Regions from separate parts of the Homo sapiens genome. Here region 2 is linked to region 1. Evidence: read pairs that join two places in POLR2A ChIA-PET (ENCODE). Cell type or tissue: CD4-positive, alpha-beta T cell. All regions are shown on one strand. Each heading gives the region's core, and the rest is flanking DNA. Links, peaks and the distances in the headings are about the cores only.

Region 1 (5,385 bases), core at 103-5,102:
CTCAAAGCTGGAGGCCCTCCTCTCCCTCCCCTTCTGCACTATCCTAAGTTTCTGTCAGCACTCCACAACAAAACCTCACCACCTTACCCCAAGCTGTTAAGTGTAAGCTTGGTTGTACTTCATATCTTGAAGATTCTTATAGGCATCTTCAGATCTTCTGGGGTAATTAACTTCTGACTGCTAGAAATGACCAAAATCCCAACTTGTATGCCTGTTCATGGAGCTGTTTACCTTCAGATCTGTTTCTCAAATTTCCCCCTGCTCTGCTATGTATCACAAAGGGTGGGGAAGCAGTGGAGGGAGAAGGCTAGCTGACCCCTGCAGACTGTGTTTTCCAGGATCCTATGCCAAGAAAGGTACTAATGGAAGATTGGATGTGGGTGGGAAGGAGGGAGAAATTCCCTCTTCTGCATTTAGGGTGTGATTCCCAGGAGCCACTGTTTCTCCTCTGGGTCTCCAGAAAACCCTGTGATGAACTGCCCTGATTCCATTTTTCACCAGGTGACTGTCACCCCAGTGCTCCAGTAACAACACTCCCTTCTGGTCCCTTCAGACTTAGGGTAGGAGCTTCCTACCATCACTCATTTCTGGTTTGCCTCCCTCTGTACTGGATGCTTTCTCAGCATCCTCCCTGCATTCTATATAGCTGTGGAAACAATTCTCTGTGTTTGTTTTAACTCCTCAGAGTGGGTTCTGTACTTCTAGTGGGACCCTGGCTGATCGAGGCTGACTTTAGAAAAGGTGGGTGGGGTGGGGCAGGGCAGTGCAGAGATGAACAAAAACCTATGACTATGGTATACAGAAGAATGAGCATGCGGCTAAAAATGAACAGGTCATGAGAAATGATTCAGACTGAAAATAAGATGTTGTTATCTCCCAAAATGCTGCATTGCAGGAAGGAAGGGAATTATTCACCACCACCTTAATGCTAGCAAACCATCATACCCAAGGCCTTAACACATCAAAACCACAGGCTTTCTTTCATGCAAGAGTACATTACTGGGCTTCCCCTCTGAGAACTGCTTCACTCTCAGCAGGAAAGCAAAGGGGTCCTATCGCTCATGGAGTAGACAAGAAACCTTGTGATATTCAGGATGGGTGATGGGGATGCAAGCCTCAAAATGGTTACTTGAAAGAGGTATTCCTAACACATTCTATAACTATTAGTGAGTTCCTACCATGTGTTGTGTTGTTTTAGGTACTGGGGATAGAGCAGTAAGCAAATAAAAAAAATGTCCTGTCTTCAAAGAATGTATAATATTGCAGTGGAAGGATGGGAGAGACAAACAGACAATAAACAAAATAAATAAATAACATTTTTTTTAGTGGGGATATATGCAACAGAGAAAAATAATGCAGGGAAGTGGATAGTACGTGTTGAGAATAGGGGGTTGAAATTTTAAATACAAGGTCAGGGAAGGCCTCAGAGTGGCATTTAAGTAAAAATCCAATGGAGGTGAAGAAGAGAGTCATGGGTTTTCTGGGTAAAGGACATTCAGGAAAAGAGGTGGAAAAGATTTAGCATCATTTTGGGATAGGATGTGAGAAATAGAAAGGACTCCAGGAAGAATTCAAGGTTTCTGGCCAGAGTTTCTGGAAGAATGGCATTATTTGAAATGGGGCAAAGATGAGATAGAAGATATTTGCTTGGGGTTGGGGTCAGGAAGATCAGAAGCTTAATATTTAGACACATTAAACTTGGTAAGCCTATTAGACATTTAACAGGGGATGTGACATAGGTAGTTGCTTCTATGAATCTAGAATTCATAGACAGAGAGAGAGAGAGAGAGAGATTCTAGAGTTGTCAGCATATCAACAGTACTTAAGCAGTATGTAAAGCCCCAAGAGAATGAAAGTGAGCATAAACAGGAAAATAAAAATTCCAAAATGAAGTCCTTGGTACTCCACCATTAAGAGGTCAGGGAGATGAGGAAAAACTCAAAAAGAAGTTTAAAAAGTAGTGGCAAATGAGGTGTGAGGCAAAACATCAGGGGTGGGGGTGTCCTGAAAGTCAATTGAAGAATGTGTTTCAAGATAGAACATGTAAAATACTGCTAGTAGATGGAATAAGTTGAGCACCAAGGACTTACCACTGGATCTGAGGTCTGCCAAGAGCAGACTGATGGGGCTGCCAAGAGCAACATTAATGGAGTGGTGTGGAGAAAACATGGGGTGGAATCAAGGAAGAATTATGAAAGAAAATGAATCCCAGCAAATATAGAAAACACTTTCCAGGAAATTTTCTGTAAAGGGAAAGGCAGAAATAAATAGTGGCTCGAGAATGAAGTAGAGGTAAAAAGAAGGTAGAAGAATAAAAAGCAAGTTATTATGTTGGTGAAAAAGACTTAATAGAGAAGAGAAAATCATGGTTTGGGAAAAAGAGGGGATAATTGCTGCCGTGATGTCTTCAGACAGCACAGAGGAGTTGGGACTTGGTGCACAAGTAGAGACACTCACATCAGCTAGAAGCATGGACATTGCATCTATGGTACTGTTATAGGAGTTATTAAGAAGTTACTTTTGGCAGATAGAGAGGAAAAGGGTTCCTTGGGAAGTTTTTGTTTCTTTTAAAGCAGCTCCAGAAATGTTTGTTGTCTAGCAGGAAAGCCCCAGCTCTTAGATGGGCCATGCTGGCCATTAGAAACTGGGTCCACCCAAACATGGTGATTCCTGCATTCTTCTTGCCCTTGGCCCAACATGTGCCTGGCAACATGGCTGCCCCCATATATCCCCACGTGGGTAGAACATCATGGTGGCCTGCATTTACATATTAAAAAGCTAGAGTGGGAGGGCCAGATTTTTTTGCCGGCTACCATGCCTAGTCAAACCAATATCCTGAGCCCTATACAAATCAGTCACTTCCTCCTCCAGCCTCCTTAGATAAGCAGCCACTTTTCCACAGCACACAGAGTTTCCTCTTTCAGCTTTGGAGTTCCCCTCCCTCTGTCTCTGTATGGGGGAGCTTCCTCCTTCTTTCTTATTAAACTCTCTGCTCCTTAAAACCACTCCATGTGTGTCTGTGTCATTTTATCAAAATCGGTATGAGACTAAGAACACTGGTGTTCCTCCAGTCATCGGAACCATATCAGTACCAGAAGGAAAAGTAGAGTATAATAGGTACAGGTGCAGGCAAGCGAGTAGATGTGGCTGGAGTTTGCAGAAGTTCTTTTCTGGTTGCTTTTATTTTATCAGTAAAGTATGTTGCTGAGAAGAAGGAACCAAGTCATCAACTAATAAGGATAGGGGAAGAGGTATTAAAGATTTAAGGAAAGAACTAAAAATATGACATACTCCACTGGTAGAGTGGGAGAGAAATGGATATGGAAATATATTTTCCAGTTAACATTAAGAGCCCACTTGAGATTAGTGGTCATGAATTTAAAGTGAGGCCATTCATCACGGTTTTACGCTTTTCTTCAGTCGTATTCAGTTGCACAGTTGCAGGCATGGAGTAGACAAAGAGTTAGATTTAAGTAGGGCTGTGTTTTTGCCTATGATGAAGTGAGAGAGTGACAAAAAATTCATGCAAGGGAGGGATTATAATTATTGGTCACCAGAATTTAAGCTGGATTAAAAGAGGATTGAATTGAAGGCAAGCCAGGAAAAGTGTAACATTGATATCATGGAGAAATTGTAGATTCTGATGAGGTCAAAGGGAGGTTGGAGAGGAGTTCCTGGAGGGAGTGGGCTGGAAACATAGCAGAATGTGATACTGGGAATGGAAAATATGGAGGGCACATGGTTAGGGTAAGACAAGAGAGCAAATGTGAGCGAATGGCTGGAAAACATAGATGAGAGGAACATAGGAAGAAAGGAGGTCAGTGACTTAGAAGCCAGGATATTAGCAGGGTAACATTAGGTTGGAGGGAAATTGAAATTACCAAAAAGCAGGAGTGGTATAAAAAGAGTGACAATGAGCCAGGATCAAAAATCCTCAAAAATCAAGAGAAAATGGTCTCCAAGTATGAGTTAATAACAGAAACAAGGAGGACTGGTATTTGGGATAGCCTGATGGCCTGAGATTCAAAGTCGATTTTTTCATGGAGAAAGAAGAGAAGATAGGAAGGAAATGACAATGAAGAGATAAGAGGACACCATCCTTCCTTCAAGCACAGCACATGACAATGCAATGGGCTAAGAGCTATCATTTGAAAGGGCTATGGGGAAAATGGTATCCTCAAAACAGGGCCAGGTTCTGGAACATAGGGGATTGAGAATACCGATGTTTTTAATGATAATAGACAAGAACTTTTAAAATTCACAATGGAAGAATTTTACAAAGTGAGGATAGTTAGAAGATGTGATCAGAAAAGGACTTTAGAGAGTTTAGGGTACCCCAGCAGTCCTGCCCTCTAGGGCTGCATTTCCTCATCATAAATACGAGATCCATTGAGGACCAGTGTCCTCTCAGACCTTTCACAGCACCCATTTGGGTGGCAGTAGGTACAGTGGGAGGAATCTTTGGAATGCTGTCTCAGACACACTTGAGCCTGTAGAAATACACAGCTTGGGGTGTAGTGTCCTCTGTGGCCCCTTCCTTCTCCTTCAGGCTTGGCTACGCAATATTAGAAGTGACAGTTTTACTCTACAGTAGCTGCCCGTGATGACAGAAAGATTTCTCCGTGAAGTTTGCTATCTTCCTGGGCTTCACCCAGCATGGAACCCAGATATGCTGTACTATCAGATCTCTAAATTTAAAATGGACTTTTGTGTTACTGCACATATTTGGCATAAAGTTGAGCATATGTTCTCTCCCCAACCCTCAACGGCAAGCAATAGTTCTCTCTTATATCTAACATTCTTGTTTTTCCAATTACTCTCCTCCCTATTCTGAGTTTGAACCATCTTTAGCTCATGAGGGCATAGGAACTCGGCCAGGGCAGGGAAAGCAAAACATTACTTACTGAAGTCATGTGCTTTATCACTGAGGGGCATTTGATGTCCCTGTTCTTTGGTTCTCCATGAAAGAAAAAAAAAAATGGTGATATCACTGGATAAGACACATGGTAGATTTTCACTTTCTCCTGAATTATCTATTTTTATTTTAGTGGAAAGCTTAAGTTGATAAATGAAATTATATGCACAGCAATTGGTAAATGCTTTGAAAGTAAAAAGCTATATGAATGGAAATAATTGTTTTAAATTCTTGAGAATGAGAAAGGAAGAATGAGCAGATGGCCCATCATGCTTTTGCTGGCTTTCGGGTTGGTTCCAAATGGCAAACTGTTGCCTGGGCAAACATTTGGAATCAAAATGACCATACTTTGTTTGCTGAGAATCTTTCAGTGCATTGTGTACTCTGCAAGTCATGTTCACCACTATGAAAGGACATTAAACTTGATAGAAAAAAAATGTGATTTATTAGAGCACTAGGAAGGAGTTTGA
Region 2 (5,385 bases), core at 213-5,212, 850 kb before region 1:
TTGCTGTAACTACAAAATGCATGCTGAATATTGACAACCAAACATGAAAAGAAATGTAAAGTATCTCAATTTTTATATTAATTTCATGTTGAAAGGATGATATATTGGTAATATGGTTTGGCTGTGTCCCCACCCAAATCTCATCTTAAATTGTAGCTCTCATGATTCCCATGTGTTGTGGGAGGGACCCAGTGGGAGGTAACTGAATCACAGGGGCAGGTCTTTCCCATGCTATTCTCGTGATAGTGAGTAAGTCTCACAAGGTCTGATGGTTTTATGAAGGGGAGTTTCCCTGTACAAGTTCCCTTCACTTATCTGCCACTGTGTGAGAGGTGCCTTTCATTTTCCACCATGATTGTGATGCCTCCCCAGCCACGTGGAACTGTGAGTCCATTAAACCTCTTTTTCCTTATAAATGACCCAGTCTTGGGTATGTCTTTATCAGTAGCATGAAAACAGATTAATAGAGTTGGATACAGTAGGTAAAATACAATATATTATAAAATTAATTTCCCTCTTTTGCTATTTTTAGCATGGCTACTAGAAAATTTTAAATGTCATGTGTGATTCAGATTGTATTTCAAATGTAACTGTCATCACCTAGTTATATTTGTCTCTCTTTAGAACTGCATAGATGTACTTTTGGTAATTCTTTATAATACCCTTCCCTTAGTTTTTCTATATTATTTACTACCACAGAATCTCTTTCTAGAAATTTCTCCTAGAAAGTAAGTTTCTTGGTGTAATACATTTTCATTTAACTTCACTTCTTTGATGAAAAGTACCTGGCCTTCTGCAAACACAGAAAGCTGAAAGTGTAATGAGACCAAGTGTTTAGTCATTGCTGCCACTAGCACATCCTCTTCTATCCTCTTGCAGGACTGAGCCAGTAAAAAATACTGACCTATTTAAAGTATAGGTAGTTACTCCAGGTGATGAAAATTTGCACAGCCATTGCACTGAAGGGTAAACATGTTTAGGCAACACTGCTATACTCACAAATTATGTCCACATTTAAAAAGTCTTTTAACTGGATAAAGAAAATGTGACACATATACACCATGGCATACTATGCAGCCATAAAAAAGAATGAGATCATGTCCTTTGCAGGGAGTTGAACAATGAGAACACATGGATACAGGGAGGGGAACATCACATACCGGGGCCTGTTGGGGGCTGGGGAATAAGGGGAGGAAGAGCATTAGGACAAATACCAGATGCATGTGGGGCTTAAAACCTAGATAACGGGTTGATAGGTGCAGCAAACCACCATGGCACATTTATACCTATGTAACAAATCTGCACATTCTCCACATATAACCTGAAACTTAAAGTAAAATTAAAAATAAAAATAAATAAATTAAAAACTTTTAGTATGGAAACAACCTATCGGTTTCATATTCTTTTTAATGTAATAAATTTATTCATAGTATCTTGGAAATAAAACTGAGCATCAAGCAATTGTTACACCTGGTATAGCAGACCTTGTTAGTGTTAGCAATATTAAACCTAATACTTAGGCTTGTTAAAACTAGGCCATGCAACAAAACGTGAACTTCTAACCAATTCTATCCCACCCACTATAGTGCTGGACAGGATAAACCTGTTACTTTTAACATAATAGGAAAAAAACATTAAGCCAAGACATAGTAGCTTATTTTTATGAGAAAGAGTTTCTTTTTATGCACTTGAATTAGGCGGAACTATTTCAGTTTTGAATAACGAAACTTCAACTCAAACAGGCCTCAGCTAAAAAGGGAGTTTATTACTAATATTGCAAAGTGTTCAAACTAAGTCACATAAAATCTGTTTCTTGCTATTTCTCGATTCTTCTTTCTTTGGTGTTAACTAATTTTTGGAAAACATCATGTGTTGACAAAGGTGACGAGCTAACCCCAGGCATATAATCCTCCACCTCAACAGCCCTGCCAGAAAGAAATCTCTTCTCTCCCAGTGGTTCAAGCAGAAGATCCAAACCAGTTTCTCATTGGACAAAAAAAATCTATGCTTTATCCCTACCCAATAACTGGCATTCTGGTTGGTCAGGCCTGGGTCATGAGCCTACTTATGGAGTAAAGAAGAAGAAAAATTTAGTCTTGAGAATATGGAAGAAACATTTCACAAAACGACAATGGGAACTCCGTTAGCTGGATTAAGAGGTACCAGACAAGCTAAATTATCAGATGTGCACTACAACAGGGAAATAATTAAATGATAAAATAAAGTAAAAAATAAAGCCTTCTTTCTTATAACCCAAAGTAATTATCAGATATCACAGGCCAGATCCTTCCATTTTTTTCAGCCATTGTTATCAAGAGAGAGAGGTTTTATCAGTGAAGGTTTGAGAAAGAATGATCTTTTCTCAATCATTAAGCCAAGATTTAGAACTGAATAAAGAATGGGAATAAAAAGAGAAAGAGAGACAGAGAGGAGGTGCTCTTTTCAATCTAAATGTATCATGAGGAATTATGATGAGTAGGAGTAGAGCTATTTAAACCTGTCAAATTCAAAATTTTAAATTTGACCCAGTTGTGTCAACCAACCTGATTTCTATTTGGTTCTTTGCTAAATTGATGATCTATCTTTGTCCAGTGGCACATAAGTAGACATAGATTAGAAATGTTAACTATGTTTAGATTACTGTCAATCAACAAATAGGTCTTTAATGTTTGCTATGAGGCTGGCATTATGCTAAATATGCTGAGAGATGCTAAAAACATCTCAGATTTGATTCTTAGCTTTAAAAACACTCGCTAATAAATTGAAGTAATAAAACTAACATGCATAAAACAAAACTGGACAAAATTGGGTAGTGGCAAAATGTGAGGCTAAATGTGTGTGCTGCAGACTCAATGCTAAAACACTCAAGGCAGAGAAAATTTGCTTGTAGTCATAATGTGAGAGCAAAGATCCACCACTTTTTGTATACACAGACTTGATTAGGAAAGAGTAAATCAAGAATAAAGACTAAATTACTAAATTCTGACATCATATACTATAAGCACTTTGTTTCATAATTGCTTATGAGAAATGCATAAACAAAAGCTTTTTAAGTATTCTTCCTGTTTTTAGACAATTTCTACCAAGGCATTTGAACCTTTCAAAACATGTATTAGTACAGGATAAAGAGGTGTTCAAAGAAACAAAGAACCAAGGATAATAACCTCAAGCAGACTGCAGTGAGTATATAAACATATATAACAAATTTTGTTTAGGAGCATAGTTAAATCACTAATTTTTACTTTAAAACAAAAACAATCTGCAATGCCTGACATAAGCAAAAATTGGATAACTGACATATATTTGTTACATAGAAAATAAGGTAAAGCCTTTTTGTAACGATTCATTACACTGGGAAGAATTTGGTGGGTGTTTTTGATGTTGTCTCATTCATTGGCTGAAGTACAGGTGTGTTATAGTTTCTCCCAGACTAAGTTGTTTATCACTGGGGCCTCTGGAGCTGCAGGCCTAAACTAGAAGAGAGGGCCTAAATTGTTACTGATACATGCACTAGGCTTGTACTCTCTCCACTGATTGGTAGGAAAATTCCCGTGGGATATATGTAATGTGCAGTGCATGCAAGGTAATTTGCTAGCCTAGCAAAACTGCAGTATTACTTTAAAAACAGCTATTGTGAAAAATCACCATAAGGGCTGCATTTTGCTCATAGCTAAATTTTTACCTGATTGCTGAAGATAATAAAGACTTTTGGAAGGTGCTTGCAAATATATTGTAATTAGAAAAACTTATTCTATAAAATAATTTTTTTACTTTTAAGAGACACTTCTAAGTATATTTACTCAAATTTTCTGTTTCACATTTTAACCAGAAGTGTGACTCTTATTATTCTGTTAATTTTAACCTTCGTTGAAACTTCTAAAAGTCATTTTCTAATTTATTATATCAATTATATATAAATGTTGTTCAAGGTTAAAACCATTTTATGCTGACCAAAATTAGATACTGTGTTTTTCTTAATATAAGACCTAACATTAGGTAGCATAACAGCTTGCATTTATATCTATTTAAAGCAACACTAAGTGACTAGTAATATCATATGATTTATATTTTCAGGTGTATAGTGTAAAACCTACAATTTTATATACTTAAGGTTTAAGTATAGGTTACAAACTAGAAATGTTCTCTTTTAAAAATCATATTATATTAATAAAATAAATATTTCTGCCCTATTCTCATTTTATTTTATTTTTTTTCTTTTTTTCTTTCCAGAGATTTTATTTGTTTTGGTGGCAGAGACAGAGTAGACTGTGCTTACTTCGTTTTAACAAGAACCATAACCCCAAATCTCTAACATACCAAAGTAGAGGGAATCATACAGCAAACACCTATGTATCCATTGCCCATATTAGATTGCATCTTTTCTTTTAAACAGAATATCTGAGGATTGCCATGTTTCTAATATGTTAAATACAGGACCGGTTTGTGTCAGAGTGCAAATCAATTATTCCTGAAATGATGGAGAGATATTTCACCAACTTGTTCTCCTTGAGGTTTTGTTGTTTTTTTTTTTTAATTGATCATTCTTGGGTGTTTCTCGCAGAGGGGGATTTGGCAGGATCACAGGACAATAGTGGAGGGAGGGTCAGCAGATAAACAAGTGAACAAAGGTCTCTGGTTTTCCTAGGCAGAGGACCCTCTCCCTCTCCCTCTCCCTCTCCCTCTCCCTCTCCCTCTCCCTCTCCCTCTCCCTCTCCCTCTCCCTCTCCCTCTCCCTCTCCCTCTCCCTCTCCCTCTCCCTCTCCCCTCTCCCTCTCCCCTCTCCCTCTCCCTCTCCCGTCTGGGAGGTGGGGGGGTCAGCCCCCCGCCCGGCCAGCCGCCCAGTCTGGGAGGTGTGGGGCGCCTCTGCCCAGCCGCCCCTACTGGGAAGTGAGGAGCCTCTCTGCCCGGCCACCACCCCGTCTGGGAGGTGTACCCAACAGCTCATTGAGAACGGGCCATGATGACAATGGCAGTTTTGTGGAATAGAAAGGGGAGAAAGGTGGGGAAAAGATTGAGAAATCGGATGGTTGCTGTGTCTGTGTAGAAATAGGTAGACATGGGAGACTTTTCATTTTGTTCTGTACTAAGTAAAATTCTTCTGCCTTGGGATCCTATTGATCTGTGACCTTACCCCCAACGCTGTGCTCTCTGAAACATGTGCTGTATCCACTCAGGGTTGAATGGATTAAGGGCGGTGCAAGATGTGCTTTGTTAAACAGATGCTTGAAGGCAGCATGCTCGTTAAGAGTCACCACTCCCTAATCTCAAGTGCCCTATTCTCATTTTAAAGATGCACATTAGTTTTTAATCCAATCTCTTGCCCACAGAATTCATGTAGTTTCATCTTTATTTAAAATACAATTTCTTTAAGAAATTCCGTCATTA

The links. ChIA-PET counts read pairs that join two places held together with the same protein. Peaks named below come from ENCODE experiments on the same cell type or tissue, not always from the same donor. Only the 100,000 strongest peaks of a DNase experiment are listed, where the experiment ranks them.
Region 2: POLR2A ChIA-PET joins it to region 1 with 8 read pairs; 2 of 35 experiments call an interaction of 5 or more read pairs at or near these places.

Annotation. Positions count from the first base shown.
Region 1 is chr2:138,026,168-138,031,552 of GRCh38, reverse strand. All of the region lies in intron 2 of LOC107985948 (a long non-coding RNA gene), which reads left to right. Among named protein-coding and RNA genes, the nearest start is that of HNMT, 64 kb to the right of the region's middle. In CD4-positive, alpha-beta T cell, for the core only: no CTCF peak of the experiment used is centred there; a DNase peak (open chromatin) is centred at 2,892.
Region 2 is chr2:138,871,768-138,877,152 of GRCh38, reverse strand. No RefSeq gene overlaps it. Among named protein-coding and RNA genes, the nearest start is that of NXPH2, 94 kb to the right of the region's middle. In CD4-positive, alpha-beta T cell, for the core only: no CTCF peak of the experiment used is centred there; no DNase peak of the experiment used is centred there.